3 separate regions of the Homo sapiens genome follow, and regions 2 and 3 are each linked to region 1. Evidence: chromatin contacts called from ENCODE Hi-C or POLR2A ChIA-PET data. All regions are on one chromosome and are shown on one strand. Each heading gives the region's core, a stretch centred on a gene start or an enhancer-like site at or near the end of the contact. The rest is flanking DNA. Distances are from core to core; before and after follow the strand shown.

What was found. Hi-C counts contacts between places; a loop is a spot of excess contacts on that map. ChIA-PET counts read pairs that join two places held with the same protein, here RNA polymerase II (POLR2A). Pooled maps may share reads with other maps.
Region 2: a pooled map shows a loop between it and region 1 (8-fold over the local background). The contact joins the promoter of ABHD1 here to the promoter of CENPA in region 1. A Hi-C loop is called at or near these places in 3 of 168 maps with a recorded cell type or tissue (CD8-positive, alpha-beta T cell and naive thymus-derived CD4-positive, alpha-beta T cell) and 9 of 50 pooled maps. POLR2A ChIA-PET finds 5 or more read pairs at or near these places in 2 of 52 experiments (BJ and activated T-cell).
Region 3: a map of HepG2 shows a loop between it and region 1 (8-fold over the local background). The contact joins the enhancer-like site here to the promoter of CENPA in region 1. A Hi-C loop is called at or near these places in 4 of 168 maps with a recorded cell type or tissue (B cell, CD8-positive, alpha-beta T cell, HepG2 and 1 more), 5 of 37 single-sample maps with no recorded cell type and 14 of 50 pooled maps.

Annotation. Positions count from the first base shown.
Region 1 is chr2:26,783,087-26,788,077 of GRCh38, forward strand. It overlaps CENPA (centromere protein A), which reads left to right and starts at 2,970. Exons shown (of 5, transcript NM_001809.4): 1 at 2,970-3,210. The coding sequence starts at 3,111. RefSeq lists enhancers at 1,371-2,140, 2,402-2,501, 3,592-3,641, 3,702-3,751 and a silencer at 3,152-3,261.
Region 2 is chr2:27,121,108-27,126,098 of GRCh38, forward strand. ABHD1 (abhydrolase domain containing 1) reads left to right here and starts at 2,708. Exons shown (of 9, transcript NM_032604.4): 1 at 2,708-2,955. The coding sequence starts at 2,842. RefSeq lists silencers at 2,553-2,632, 2,653-2,792.
Region 3 is chr2:27,094,675-27,099,379 of GRCh38, forward strand. KHK (ketohexokinase) reads left to right here. Exons shown (of 8, transcript NM_006488.3): 3 at 126-260; 4 at 2,055-2,127; 5 at 2,829-2,975; 6 at 4,522-4,610. It also overlaps a transcript of CGREF1 not described here. Among named protein-coding and RNA genes, the nearest start is that of KHK, 10 kb to the left of the region's middle. RefSeq lists an enhancer at 4,366-4,705. Within about 2 kb of position 1,682, at least 12 of the 41 ENCODE cell types and tissues checked have a DNase peak (open chromatin) inside an H3K27ac peak, as active enhancers do.

The DNA.
Region 1 (4,991 bases), core at 1,720-4,219:
TGATTGCACAATGACAAAATCGTCTAACAACACATTTCGCAGAGCATATCCCCATTGTTAAGCATGGGAACTGTATAATGCCTTTATTATATATACATGACTATATAATAAGGGCTATATGATAAGCCAGAGTTACCATGGCACCACAAAATGTTTTTTAAAAAATCAGCCAAGTGGCAGGGTGCGGTGGCTCACGCCTGTAATCTCAGCACTTTGGGCGTGGTGGCACACGCCTGTAGTCCTAGCTACTTGGAAGGCTGAGGCAGGGGAATCGCTTGAACCCGGGAGGCAGAGGTTGCAGTGAGTGGTGGTCGCACCACTGCACTCCAGCCTGGTGACAAAGTAAGACTCCATCTCAAAAAAAAAAAAAAAAAAAATTAGCCAAGTGTGATGGTACATTCCTGTTAGTCCCAGCTACTCAGGAGGCTGAAGTGGGAGGATTGCATGAGTCCAGCAGTTCAAGGCTGCAGTTAGCTGTGATTGCACCACTATACTCCAGCCTAGACAATAGTGCAAGACCCGGTTGTGGGGCGGGGTTAATATATATATATATATATATACACACACACACACAACATAGAATTTACCATTTTAACCAGTTTTAAGTGTACAGTTCAGTGGCGTTAAGCACGTTCACAGTGTTGTGCAACCATCACCACCATCCATATCCAGAATTTTTCATCTTCTCAAACTAAAACTCCCCACCTATTAAATACTAACTCCCCATTCCTCCCTTACTCACTGGCAACCACCATTTTACTTTCTGTCTCTATGAGTTCCGTTATTCCAGGTACCTCATACAGTATTTGTCCTTTTTTTTTTTTTTTTTTGGAGACAGAGTCTTGCTCTATTGCCCAGGCTGGAGTGCAGTGGCACAATCTCAGCTCACTGCAACCTTCCCCTCCTAGGTTCAAGCAATTCTCCTGCCTCAGCCTCCCGAGTAGCTGGGACTACAGGCCCGTGCCACCACGCCCGGCTAATTTTTTGTATTTTTAGTAGAAGCGGGTTTTCACCAGGTTAGCCGGGATGGTCTCGATCTCCTGACCTCATGATCCACTGGCCTCAGCCTCCCAAAGTGCTGGGATTATACAGGCATGAGCCACCACACCCGGCCTTGTCCTTTTTTTTTTTCTTTTTTTTTGAGAGAGGTGCCACTCTGTCGCCCAGGCTGGAGTGCAGTGCCACAATCATGGCTCAGTTCAGCCTCAACCTCCTGGACTCGAGCGATTCTCCCACCTCAGCCTCCTGAGTAGCTGGGGCGACAGGCATACATCTGCACGCCCGGGCTAATTTGTGTGTGTGTGTATCTTTGGTAGAGGTGGGGTTTCTTTCTTCCTTCTCCTCCTTCTCCTTCCCCTTCTCTTTTTTTTTTTTTTTTTTTTTTGAGACAGAGTCTCACTCTTGTCGCCTAGGCTGGAGTGCCGTGGCATGATTTCGGCTCACTGCAACCTCCGCCTTTCAGGTTCAAGCAACTCTGCCTCAGCCTCCTGAGTAGCTGGGATTACAGGCGTGAGCCACAGCACCTGGCAAATTTTTATATTTTTAGTAGAGACGGGGTATCGCCATGTTGGCCATGCTGGTCTTGAACTCCTGACCTCGGGTGATCTGCCTGCCTCGGCCTCCCAGAGTGCTGGGTTTACAGGCGTGAGCCACCACGCTCGGCAAGATGGAGTTTCGCCATGTTGGCCAGGTTGGACTCGAACTCGAACTCAGTGGTTCCGAACAACTTGGCCTCCCAAAGCGCTGGGATTACAGGCATGAACCACCGCACCCCAGCCCAGCATTTGTCCCTTGGTGGACTGCTTTATTTCACTTAGCATAACGTCCTCAAGGTTCATCTATGTTGCAGCAGGTGTCAGAATTCCCTTCCTTTTAAAGGCTGAATAACATTGTGGTATACACCCCATTTTGTTTATCCGTTCATCTGTTGGTGTGTATTCAGGCTGTTTCTGCCTTCGGGCTGTTGTGAAGAATGCCGCTATCAACATGGGTGTGAGAATATCTGTTCAAGTCCCTGGCTATATTTAAATTCTTTTGGATATTTAGCCAGAAGTGGAATTACTGGATCATCTGGTAATTCTATTTTTGATTTTTTGAGGAACCACCAATACTATTTTTCACAGCAGCCGCAGCATTTTACACTCCCACCAGCAATGCACAAGGGTTCCATGAAATCACTAATTTTATAACATTTTTCCTGATTACATGTTCACTGTAGAACATTTAGAAAATGCAAGAAATAAAATTTAGAAAATTAAAATTCCCCTTATTCTACATACCGGGACATGACTTGAATTTTTATTATCCCCAACAAAGGGAAGAGAGCATTTTTTTGGGACGATTGCGTTGCTATAGTGCCGAGGCCTGCCCTGCCCGGACCTTATTCTCAAAGCCCCGCCGATCCCGCCGTCCCCGCGACCCCAAGCGTCAGCAAAGTTTATGCAGTTGAACTGGATTCTGAGTATATCTGTGGATAGTTCCTGGGAGAGTCGCAGATACGACACGGGGTTGTCACATTCTCTATGGGTCTGTTTCCTCATCTTTAAAAGCCATCTCTGCGTTGCTAAGGCAAAGCATAAAATGTTTGAGGAAAGCGACTTTTCTAGAAAGCACGTTCTACAAACACACCATCCACGTTCCAAACTGAGCTTCGGTGTTTTGACTGGAGGGCACCTGAGGACGTCAGTACGGTCCCGCAAAGACCAGCAACCAGATTGGCAAGCAGGGGGCAGGAGAATTTCCCGCCCCATCTCTTTAGTTGTCTATTGGTTGATTTTACCATCAGTCTCCCCTGTCCTCCTATCATCGCCGCTATATTTGTGTCTCGGTGCATACTCTCATTGGCCCTACCTGCAGTCGCTCTACGTAAGGGGCGTTCCAGAGTCAGCCACTGGGAGTCGCTGGATTCGGGTTTTAAAAAACGCCGGCCGTGAAGTGGGCGGAGCGAGCGATTTGAACGCGAGCGGCGCGGACTTCTGCCAAGCACCGGCTCATGTGAGGCTCGCGGCACAGCGTTCTCTGGGCTCCCCAGAAGCCAGCCTTTCGCTCCCGGACCCGGCAGCCCGAGCAGGAGCCGTGGGACCGGGCGCCAGCACCCTCTGCGGCGTGTCATGGGCCCGCGCCGCCGGAGCCGAAAGCCCGAGGCCCCGAGGAGGCGCAGCCCGAGCCCGACCCCGACCCCCGGCCCCTCCCGGCGGGGCCCCTCCTTAGGTAACCGGCCGCGGCCCCATCTCGAAGAGGAGAAAACCGAGGCTCGCAGGCGGAGCCCGGATCTCCCGAGTCCCGATCCCGTGGCACTTCCCTGTTGGGGGACAACGCGGTTCCGCCGTCCGGCATCCGCTCCGGGCACGGGCGGTGCCAGCCCTGCGAGGGGCTGGAGCAGGCGGTTCCGAAAGCGGGAAGGGACCGGCTTAGCCACTTGGCTCCTAACGCCGTCTTCTTGTTAGGACTAGTGGTTACCCAGCGCCCACCGCCCACCGCCAACCAGGCATTGCCTCCCACTGTTCGTGCGTTATCTCAGCTTCATATTGTGCCCATTTTACAGCTAATGAGAAAGCCGAGGCACAGGCCAGAGAGCTTGAGCAGAGTCACACAACTTGGTGTTCTGGCGGACACGGGATTTCCAATCCTCTGTGTTTGTGCATTTTTAAATTGCAAAAGTATTGACTGCTTTCGGTGACGATTTCAAACAGGAGTCCTCTTAGGAGGTGTCTTTCAGGGGTTTTTTTTCCCTTCCGGGAGAGGCTGTTAGGCCTTGAACCGAGGCCCTCTGCGCTGCTCACTCTGTTGCCTTCCAGAGCTTGTGTCCGGGAAAAGGGGCCGAAGTCTGTGTCTTAATTGTCTATGGTGGGCTGGTGGATGGGAGACCCAACGGCAGGAGGAGGCAGATGCCTGTATGGTACATGGTGGCAACAGCTGCTTTACTTATCTCTTAACTCTTGCTACGTAGCTATGAGGAAGATGGGAAGTGTATTGTAGTTTATTTGTTTCATTGCTTTTTGTAGAGACTGGGTCTCCCTGTGTTACCCAGGCTGGTCTCAAACTCCTGGCCTCAAGTGATCCTCCTGCCTGGGCCTCCCAAAGTGCTGGGATTGCAGGCATGAGCCACTGTGCCTACAGGCTTTTTTGGGTTTTTTGTTTTGTTTTGGAGACGGAGTCAGGCTTTGTCGCCCAGGCTGGAGTGCAGTGGCGCGATCTCCGCTCACGGCAAGCTCCGCCTCCTGGGTTCACGCCCTTCTCCTGCCTCAGCCTCCCGAGTAGCTGGGACTACAGGCGCCTACCACCACGCCCGGCTAATTTTTTGTATTTTTGGTAGAGACAGGGTTTCACCGTGTTAGCCAGGATGGTCTTGATCTCCTGACCTCGTGATCCGCCCACCTCGGTCTCCCAAAGTGCTGGGATTACAGGCGTGAGCCACCGCGCCCGGCCGGCTTTTTGGTTTTTTGTTGTTTTTTTTTTGAGACCCATCGCCCAGGTTGGAGTGCAGTGATGCCACGAGGGTTCACTGCAGCCTCAACTTCCCAGGCTCAGGTGCTTCTCCCAGCTCAGCCTCCCGAGTAGCTGGGACTACAGGCATATGCCACCATGCCGGCTAATTTTTTGTATTTTTAGTAGAGGTGGGATTTTGCCATGTTGCCTAGGCTGGAGTAGGTTGTTTCTAGATGTTGCTGTTGCGAATGGGATTTTTTTTCTTTCCCAAAACACGAGGATTTAACCTTTGCTTCCAGCCAACTTGCTGAATTCTCGTTCACCCTAGTCGTTTTTAGTTGCTCCAGTTGGAATTTTTAAGTAGACTATTATGTCATCTGCAAATAACTTTTGAATCTTCCGTTTTCATTTCTACACATTTTATTTATTATTGTATGGTACTAGTAAGGCCCTGAGACTCACTAAGAGTGGTGTTTTGGTCATCTTTGTCTTGTTTGTAATTTTAACAGGAATATTAAGTATGATGTTTGCTGTTGCTTTCCAAGGTAGAAGCATCCTTCTAC
Region 2 (4,991 bases), core at 1,458-3,957, 340 kb after region 1:
ATAGCAGCACAAACTCACTAAGATGTTTGTGAAGATGAAGACAGAGATCAGGGTGATGCTTCTACCAGTCAGGGAGTGCCAAAGATTTCCAGCAAAATGCCAGAAGCCAGGGGAGAGGCATGGAATAGATTATTCCTCACGGTTCCCAGAATGAACCCACCCTACTGATATTTCAGTCTTGACTTCTAGTCTCCAGAAGTGTGAGACAATAAATCTCTGTTGTTTAAGACAGTCCCCAACCTTTTTGGCACCAGGGACCAGTTTCAGAGAAGACAATCTTTTTTTTTTTTTCTTTTTTTTTTCTTTTTTTGTATTTTTTTAGTAGGGACGAGGTTTCACCATGTTGGCCAGCCTGGTCTCGAACTCCTGACCTCAGGTGATCCGCCTGCCTTGAACTCTCAAAGCATTGGGCGTTACAGGCGTGAGCCACGTGCCCAGCCTCAGAGAAGACAATCTTTCCACAGATCAGAAGGGTTGGGGGTGAGGGTGATGGTTTTGGGATGAAACTTCCACCTCAGATCAACAGGCATTAGATTCTAATAAGGAGCACGCAACCTAGATCCTTCTTGTGTGCAGTTCACATAGGGTTTGCGCTCCTATGAGAATCTAATTCCACTGCTGATCTCAGGCAGTAATGCTTGCTCATCCTGCTCACCTTCTGCTATGCCACCTGGTTCCTACCAGGTCATGGACCAGTACCAATTTGCAGCCCAGGGGGTTGGGGACCCCTGGTTTAAGACACCCAGTTTGTAGTGCTTTCTTACAGCAAACTGCCAACTAATACACCACCTAAATGCTGATGATTGCCAATTCTCCACCTCCAATCTCTAAGCCCCAGGCCACTTCAGGCATTGAATATCCTACTAATTTGTGCCTGAGTTTTAATTTATAAAGGTGGCTGAGTGAGGACATGAAGAGGTCACTGCTATTGAAAGAAAAGCTTAATGTTATTTGCAGTTCCCCTAGAAACAAAAGGCACGGTCACAGGGGGAAGTGCCAGTGTCACTCAGGAGGCAGAAAGAAGCGAAGGGAAGGTACAGGCCTTTATTGGGGTTTACTTCTCCCAGTAAGGCAGGAGAAGCAGTTTGGGACTGGCTAGTTTGAATAATTCCAGAGTGCTCTGGGGCACAGGGACAGGTCCTGGTTACCTGGTCCTGGGTTGATTTAGGGCAGGGGAGATACTGGCTTGGAATGTGAAAGTTAGAGAAAGGAAGTGCTCAGAGTGTGAGCTCTGGATTGTAGGGGAGATGTAAACAACCTTGGCCATTAGGTTGGCCCTGTGATTTATGGATGCCAAATAGACAAATACAGAACCTAAGGAAACACAGTTAAAACACCTACCAGCACCCCAACTTCTACATGTCTGTGTCTAAATGCATCATCTTCCTCTTCAAACCTTCCTCTCCTCTGTTTCCCTGTCCCAGGGATGGACACTTTATATCTGTGCAGTCAGAAACCTGGAGGTCATCCATGTTCCTCCTTCTTCCCCTGCCTCCAATCTACTACCAGGTCCTATCAATTCTGCCACTGATCTTGAAGATCTTCACTCCTCTCCTGGGTATCCTCCAGTCCGGGCATCTTTTGAGCCTGGCGTTCTGTTAGCAGCCTCCCAGTGGCCTCTCTGCTTCTACTTTCCTCCTCCTCCAATCTATTCTCCAAGCAACTGAATGATTCTCCTAAAACATAACTCATGTCACCCTTCCCTTCTTAAAACCCCTGGATGGCTTTCCTCTGACCCTAGGATAAACTGCAGCAATTATGTGGTCCTTGACCACCCACATGCTCCAGCCACACCAACTTTCTTTGTTCCCTTAAGACATCCTTCACCTCCAGGCTTTTGCCTTTGCTGCCCCCTCTGCTAGAACACCCTCGCGTGAAGTCCGGGCACCTCCGCAGTGCTCCCATGGCAGCTGGTACTTCTCTTGTGTGGACCATGTTAAGCCCTGATGACTTGTGGACCTCCTAGAAGCTTTACGGTGTATTGATACCTAGGCTCCTCTCCAGACTAACTGTATCGGGGGTAGGGCCTGGGCACTGGTAGTTTTAAAAATCCTAGATGATTCCGATCTGCAGTCAAGGTTGAAAGCCACTACTCTTAGTAGACGACCTCCTATATTTCAATGAAGACACGGACAGTAACATGGGGGGTCTGTATCAAGTGCCTGGTACAGGGCGGGTGGTGAGCAAATTATCTACTGTACGAGGACTGTGTGGCAGGGACTGTATGAGACAATGCAGAGTGACACTGCAGGAAGGTGCATGTGTTGCAATGCCACCACTGAGCAGCTGAAAGCTTTGTGACAGTGTGGGGTGTCACAGTCGGACAGTGACTGGTGAGGGTCACTGTGAATGGCTGTAGTGTGTGACAGAGCAGAATGTCACTGCAGGAGTAGCTGTGTCCTGTGCGTGACTGACTGCGAGCGCCTAAGGGACTCTGGCCAGGCTGCTGGACTCGGGGCGTCGCCGGGGAAGAGTTTAAGGGAGCTGGAGATGCCCCGCACCAAGATGGCAGCTGGGGGAGGCCGCTTGTCTCGGGCTGCACAGCCAAGAACCGCGGAGGGGAAGAAGGCAGGGGAGGGCGGGAGGCCATTCGCAGGTCACTCGGGTTAGATCCGCGCGAGGCACTAGGCGACCAGCCACCCAGCCCCGCGACCAACTAGCGCCGCCTCTCGCCGCCCATCCCGGGGCACCGGCGGTGGGCGGGGCCAGCAGCGCAAACTGCCTGCAGCGGGGACCGGACCTGCACAGGCCGCCTATGGCGGGCGGCGGGTGGGACCGCGAGTTACAGCCGGCCAACTGGGGCCAGCCAGGAGCCTGAGGGTCGGAAGCCCCCAACACAAGATGCTGAGCTCCTTCCTGAGCCCCCAGAATGGCACCTGGGCAGACACCTTCTCTCTGCTCTTGGCTCTTGCCGTTGCCCTCTACTTGGGCTACTACTGGGCATGTGTGCTTCAGGTGGGTGCGGGTCCACCGCTCTGGCCAGCGGGTTTGGGTGTAGGGGGCAGCTTCCAGACACGGGCTTGGGCCCTTGGTGGGAACTGGGATGGTTGGGCTTCCCCACAGGTGAAATTTGCTACCACCGAATGGAGAGTCGGCTCTGCCTCTCTAGTGCCTCTGCATCCCATGTGATCCCCATGCCAGCTGGGCCTTTTGGGTACCGGAGGGTGCTGCTCCCTATAATGTGGACAAGCATTTGGGGAAAGGTGGGGTGGAAGGCATCCTGAGGTATCAGAGATGTGCACACTTTGCGTTCCTTTTTAGGTGGTTTAGCTGAGTCTTTCAGCTGCACTGAAGGAAGGAACCAGAGGTCTGTGGGTCATGGCTAACTCCCAATACCACCCACCCCCCAAATAGCTTAGTAGGACCTCCCTTCCCTTAAGGGCTGGCTGAGGTCAGAACTGGCCTAGCTCAGAACTGATGGATGACCCCAACTGTCCTTGCTCATTCAGCCGTTTTATGTTCCAGGCTCTCCATATAGTGAGTGTGATGAGAAAGTTTGAAGAGGTTGATTTTGATGAATTTGGAGACTTTTCTCACTGAAATTTAGATATATACATAATTTACATATCCAGGAAAAGCCAAATCTCTTCATCTTCATTAAACTCTGTTCTAGGTAGCTGAGTCTAACAAGACACCTACTGGTTCGAGTCCTTTAAAAAGGTCTATAGGAGACTTTAGTGTTACCTAGACTTTTCCATATTTTCAGAGCTTTCTACATTAGCATATATTGTTTACTAAATGTCTTCCTTAGGGCCGGGTGTGGTGGCTCACGCCTGTAATCCCAACACTTTGGGAGGCAGAGGCGGGAGGATCGCCTGAGGTCGGGAGTTCGAGAGCAGCCTGACCAACATGAAGAAACCCCATCTCTACTAAAAATACAAAAATTAGCCAGGCATGGTGGCACATGCCTATAATCCCAGCTACTCGGGAGCCTGAGGCAGGAGAATCACTTGAACCTGGGAGGCGGAGGTTGCAATGAGCCTCGTGCCATTGCACTCCAGCCTGAGCAACAAGAGTGAAACTCCGTCTCAAAAAAAAAAAAAAAAGTCTTCCTTAATAAAACAGTTAAAAACTCCAAGCCTCACAATACTCTGTAGGCCTCACTTTATACATCAGATTTGGAAGGTCACTTCAGAACAAAACTGCCCCTAAGGAAACACTTTCCTTTACTTGCAACTAGCTGCACAGAAATCTGGGCCCCTGCTGCTTTATAGACTAAACCCTTTATAAGCTAACGAATACTGGTTAAAATGCAGGAAAAGTGCCATTCTGGAGGCCCTCTAGATACGGTGTTTGGATTGGCCAGCACTGTAATGGATCTATACTGATTTAAGCATAGCAACCAGTGCCATATTGTAATACTAATTCATTCTCAGGAGGGAGTCAAGAAACATTTTCTTGAGTTAAAATCAAATTAACCCACATAAATCAAACCTGTGAACAAATTTATAAGTCTTGTTCCACACTACTGGGCCGTTTGACCAAGGAATTAATAAACTGATAGTAACTCAGCCGAGCACAGTGGCTCATGCCTGTAATCCCAGCATTTTGGGAGGCTGAGGCGGGCGAATCACTTGATGTCAGGAGTTCGAGACCCGCCTGGCCAACATGGTGAAACCCCTATCTCTACTAAAAATACAAAAATTAGTTGGGTGTGGTGACGCAAGCCTGTCATCCCAGCCACTCAGGAGGCTGAGGCAGGAGAATCGCTTGAACCCAGGAGGCGGAGGTTGCGGTGAGCTGAGATGGCACCACTGCACTCCAGCCTGGGTGTCAGAGCAAAACTCCGTCTCAAAAAAAAAAAAAAAAAAAGGATAGCAACTCAAAATCTTGGCAATTAGGAGGCAATACCCGACAGTGACTAGACAGCGCAGGCTCTAGAGTCAGACAGACCTGGGTTTGAATCTCCTGCTCTGCCACTAACTAGCTCTGGCAAGCTTCTGGCCCTTGACAAGTTATTCAGCATTCAAATCCGTTCACATAGGGGGATC
Region 3 (4,705 bases), core at 432-2,931, 310 kb after region 1:
CTCTTCTTCTCTTAGAGGCTCGTGTGCTCCAGCACCCTCTCCCCACTCCTTTTGGAGGTCCAGACCACTTCCAGGCTCTAATCTGTGTCTCCTTGCCCTTTTCCTGGCCCGGCCTCCACCCTAAGCTTCCTGGTGGCCGACTTCAGGCGGCGGGGCGTGGACGTGTCTCAGGTGGCCTGGCAGAGCAAGGGGGACACCCCCAGCTCCTGCTGCATCATCAACAACTCCAATGGCAACCGTACCATTGTGCTCCATGACACGTAAGGCCCCCGGGCCTCGCCCTGCTACAACCCACCAATCAGTTGGCTCAATCAGTTCCCTCACTCGCCACCATGGGCATCCCAACTGCCCCCCTCTGTGGCTTCTGTGTACCAGAAGTTGCTCCCCTGCCAAAATGTCCAGTGATTTCCTAATTGCTTTCAATTAGGGGAAAAGTGAGGTGGGAAGGGATGGGCTTTGCTGTGCCTGGTGACTTGGCCTTGGTCAACACCAAAGAAGGGCAGGCAGGCCTATATAAACTGTAATTTATTAAGTGATTCCTCCATAATTATTAAATCGTTAATCAGCAGCTTGGCTGTGGGTGCGGGGAAACTGTTCTCAGGACAGAAGGGTGGGAGATGGGATTCAACCCTTCTTAAGAAGGGCTGTGGGGGGGTGCCCACTGGGATTTCCAAAGTCAGCCCCAGAGTTGCCAGCCTGCAGCATGGCACCAAGGAGCTGGGGTTTGGGTGTGTAAAAGAGATCAGCCCCCCAAAGTTTCCAGCATGATGAAGCCAGGCCACACACCATTCACAGCCATTGCTGAAGGAGGGGAAAGGAAACATGGGGTCAGCAGATCAGGGTCATCTAACATGGTGCTGACCTGGGGGAAGGGGCTATCCCTCCCTTCAGGGTCCCAGGCCACTCAAGAGAGGCCCCATGGGCCTAGACACTTCTTATCCCTTGCAGACTCCCTCCTGCAGGATTTTAGAGGTTTAGTGTACTAAGAACCTAGTACGTGCCAGGTACTGTTATGGCTGAGAGGGCCCAAGCCCAGCAGCCCTCAGGTTCAGGCTGTTCCTACGGCCCAGCCTGACTGCCGGACCTGGAGGAGGGGCAGCCATCCCTGGGCTTCATATGTGCAGTGAGTGTGAGTAGGCAGGCATATGTGCTACAGGTGACCTTCGCATTGGGCAATCCTAGTCAAATGCTTGTTAAGCAACAATCCGTAGTAACCCTGATCAAGGACACAACATAGCTATTTACAGGAGAGGAGCTCTGAGGAGAAATGTTTCTTGCCCACTGGCCTCAGTCCAGGCACATTCACACACATTACCTGCAACTGCAGCAGGCTGCAAGGGGGCTGGGGGTTTCAGCCCCATTTATCAATGTGGAAGTTGCCTCCCAAAGGCCCGGGCAGATCACACAGCTATAGTTAAGTGGAAGGACTCGGCTACAGAACGTGGAGCGGGGACTTTGGCTGAGTTGAGGTCTCTGGCTCAGGAGGGTCAAGGCAGACCTCTATCGGGAGTCCCCTTTCCTAAACCGGCCAAACACAAACTCTTCCTCAAGTGCTACCTTGACCTCAGGGTTGCAACGGGGAGCTATTAAACGCAGGACAGGGGTGCCATAGGTAAACCCCAACGCTGGGGCGCCAGAAGTGAGGGGGACCAGACAGCCCAGGCAGGGGGTCGCGGGCTTTATACTTTCCCAGGGCTCTGCCTGTGGGAGCCGTGTGCTGCTGCAAGGGATTCTGGGAAGTGTAGGCTTGGCGCTCTCAGTGCATTCTGGGAGATGCAGTCTCCAAGGCACACAGACCTTGCCAGTTGACATGTGTTGCAGTTCAGTTTACCGAGATAATTTAATCACAACCTCAAACTCAGGAAAGGGCACCCCAGCAGACTGTAACAGGGACAACCCTGGAGCTGAGCCTGAGAATCCTGTGCTGTGGATCCAGCTTCCTGTCATGCTGCCAGCAGTGCAGGCACAGGGTCCACAGCTGCCAGTTAGAGATCCTGGCTCTGCCTGACCCCATCATGCTCCTTCTTCTCTGTCTTTTCCATCCTGTGACCTAGGAGCCTGCCAGATGTGTCTGCTACAGACTTTGAGAAGGTTGATCTGACCCAGTTCAAGTGGATCCACATTGAGGTAAGCCCTGCCTTACCTGTGTTTCAAGGGGCTCAACCTGCCAGCCTCCTCCACATGTTCTGCCTCCTTGGTTTCTTTGAATCATGAAGTACCTTAGAGATAAATGAACCCAACCCCCTCATTCTCTCTCCATCTTTCCTTATGTCTTCAGGTGAGAAAACTAAGGCCCAGAAAGATTAGATGACTTACTCAAGGTCACACAGCAGAACGTAAGCACAGCTGGCTCCAGGCAAAGTCCTGTGCTTTCTGTGCTACGGGCTGCCCCATTGCCTCCAACTCTGCCTCTGGCGGATGTCTGACTGCTTAGGGCCTGACCCATTACCTCTGGGGAAGCAGGAAGGACAGGGCCTGACTCAGCTCCCAAATAAAGGGAACTAGAGCCTTTACTCCAAGAGAGGTTTTGGAGTCTGGGTGGAAGGAAATCCTGAGAAGTCCTGAGTTCTAGCTCCATCATTTAACCTATGGTAGGTCTTTCACAGTATCTTTTATTCTTTAGTCTTCTCATCTGTGGAATGGAGTAGCTGGTTGATAAGGTCTTCAAAGTCCACGACAGCTCTGAATGTTGTAATTTAGGATGGGGTTCTAGCCCAGCCTCCCCGAGGCCCTCTCCCTCCTCACCCAGAGTTTCAGCGGGGCAGGAAGAATGAGGCAGATTGGCCAGGCAGTGCCCAGCGGTCCTGAGCTGCCCTGTCCTGTACCAGGGCCGGAACGCATCGGAGCAGGTGAAGATGCTGCAGCGGATAGACGCACACAACACCAGGCAGCCTCCAGAGCAGAAGATCCGGGTGTCCGTGGAGGTGGAGAAGCCACGAGAGGAGCTCTTCCAGCTGTTTGGCTACGGAGACGTGGTGGGTGCCCCATTCAGCCTCTCTTTGCCACTTCCAGCTAATTTGGTTCTTAAAGGGAGCCAGAATCCTTTTATCCTGCCTACCACAATTGGAATAGTGGTTCCTGGTTTGGTGGTGTTTGAAGATGGGGGATGGGGGTTAAAGCAAAGAAGTAGACCCCTAGCCTTGGGCTCCAGTGCAGGCCTCAGCAGTGAGCAAGGAGTAGAATGTCTCCACCCCAGGTGGGTGCATAGGTGTAAGAATGCCCAGAGGGCTTGGGTAGGGCTTAAACAGCCACAGGGCAAGCCTGTGTGGAAGCATCTCCTCTCTGGGGCTCCCCAGTCTTTTCCTCTGCAGAATGAGGGCACACAACTGTTCTCTGAGGTTTCTTCCAACTCAGGGGTGTCTGGCAGGTTGTGGGGGCTGCTAGGGTGAGGGAAGGGTGGGAAGGAGACTTGCATGAGTCTCTTTTTGAAAAGGCTGGATGTAAATGGAATTTGGGAAGTAATCCCAGCATCATAGCAGAAGTTGGTTGGAGACCATCCAGCCAAGGTCCTCAACCTTGTGACTTGTCCTCAACCTTGGCTGCATATTAAAAAAGATGAATGCAGGCCAAGTGTAGTGGCTCACACTTGTAATCCCAGAGCTTTGGGAAGCTGAGGTAGGAGGATTGCTTGATGCCAGGAGTCCAAGACCAGCCTGGACAACATAGCAAGACCCCTGTCTCTATGAAAATAAATTAGGCCAAGAGCAGTGACTCATACCTGTAATCCCAGCACCTTGGGAGGCCAATGCAGGAGGATCACTTCAGCCAGTCATTCAAGATTGCAAGACCCTGTCTCTATACAAAAAAAAAAAAAAAAAATTCCTGGCATGGTGGTGTGCACCCATAGTCCCAGCTACTCAGGAGGCTGAGGCAGGAGGATTGCAGTGCCTGAGCCCCACCATCTTGTTTTTGATTGGCAGGGGTAGAGCCAAGGCTTCGGTGTTTTGTTTTTTGTTTTTACCAAAACTTTCTCTGGAGATTCTAAAGTGTAGGTAGTGTTGAGGGAGCCTCTTTGTTTTCCAGATGAAGAAACCATACCTAGAGGACATAGTTGTGGGAAAAACCAGCAAAACTGCTCCAGGGAGCCAGCATGGCGGTGGTAGATTCCACCCCAAGGTGGCGCTCAAGGCTTTCTGTGGGTTTTCAATCCATTGATCAGAGAACAAACGGACCAGGCCTTTTGTTTTACAATTTACAAGGCTGTATTCTATTATATATAAGCATCGATAAAAATATGCTTCTGGCCAGGTGCAGTGACTCACACCTGTAATCCCAGAAATTTTGGGAGGCTGAGGCAGGAAGATCATATGGGGCCAGGAGTTCAAGACCAGCCTCAGGGAGACCATCTTCACAAAAAATAAAGAAAAAAGAAAACCACGTTCCCGTGGGACAGTGAGATGCTACGTTGGGGATCTATGTGGACATGTTGGGGGAGTCGTGTTGTAATGGGGGCAACGCTAGGCTGCTGTTGGTGAATGACGAGTTAGAAGTGACCACCAGCTTCTCTTCCACTGCCCACAGGTGTTTGTCAGCAAAGATGTGGCCAAGCACTTGGGGTTCCAGTCAGCAGAGGAAGCCTTGAGGGGCTTGTATGGTCGTGTGAGGAAAGGGTGAGCCGGGGAAGCCAGGAAGGGGCTTTAGAAGGTACAGGATGAGCCTGGACTCCAGGAGTCCGCCCTGGAGCTGGGAGGATGGCTGGGGGGAC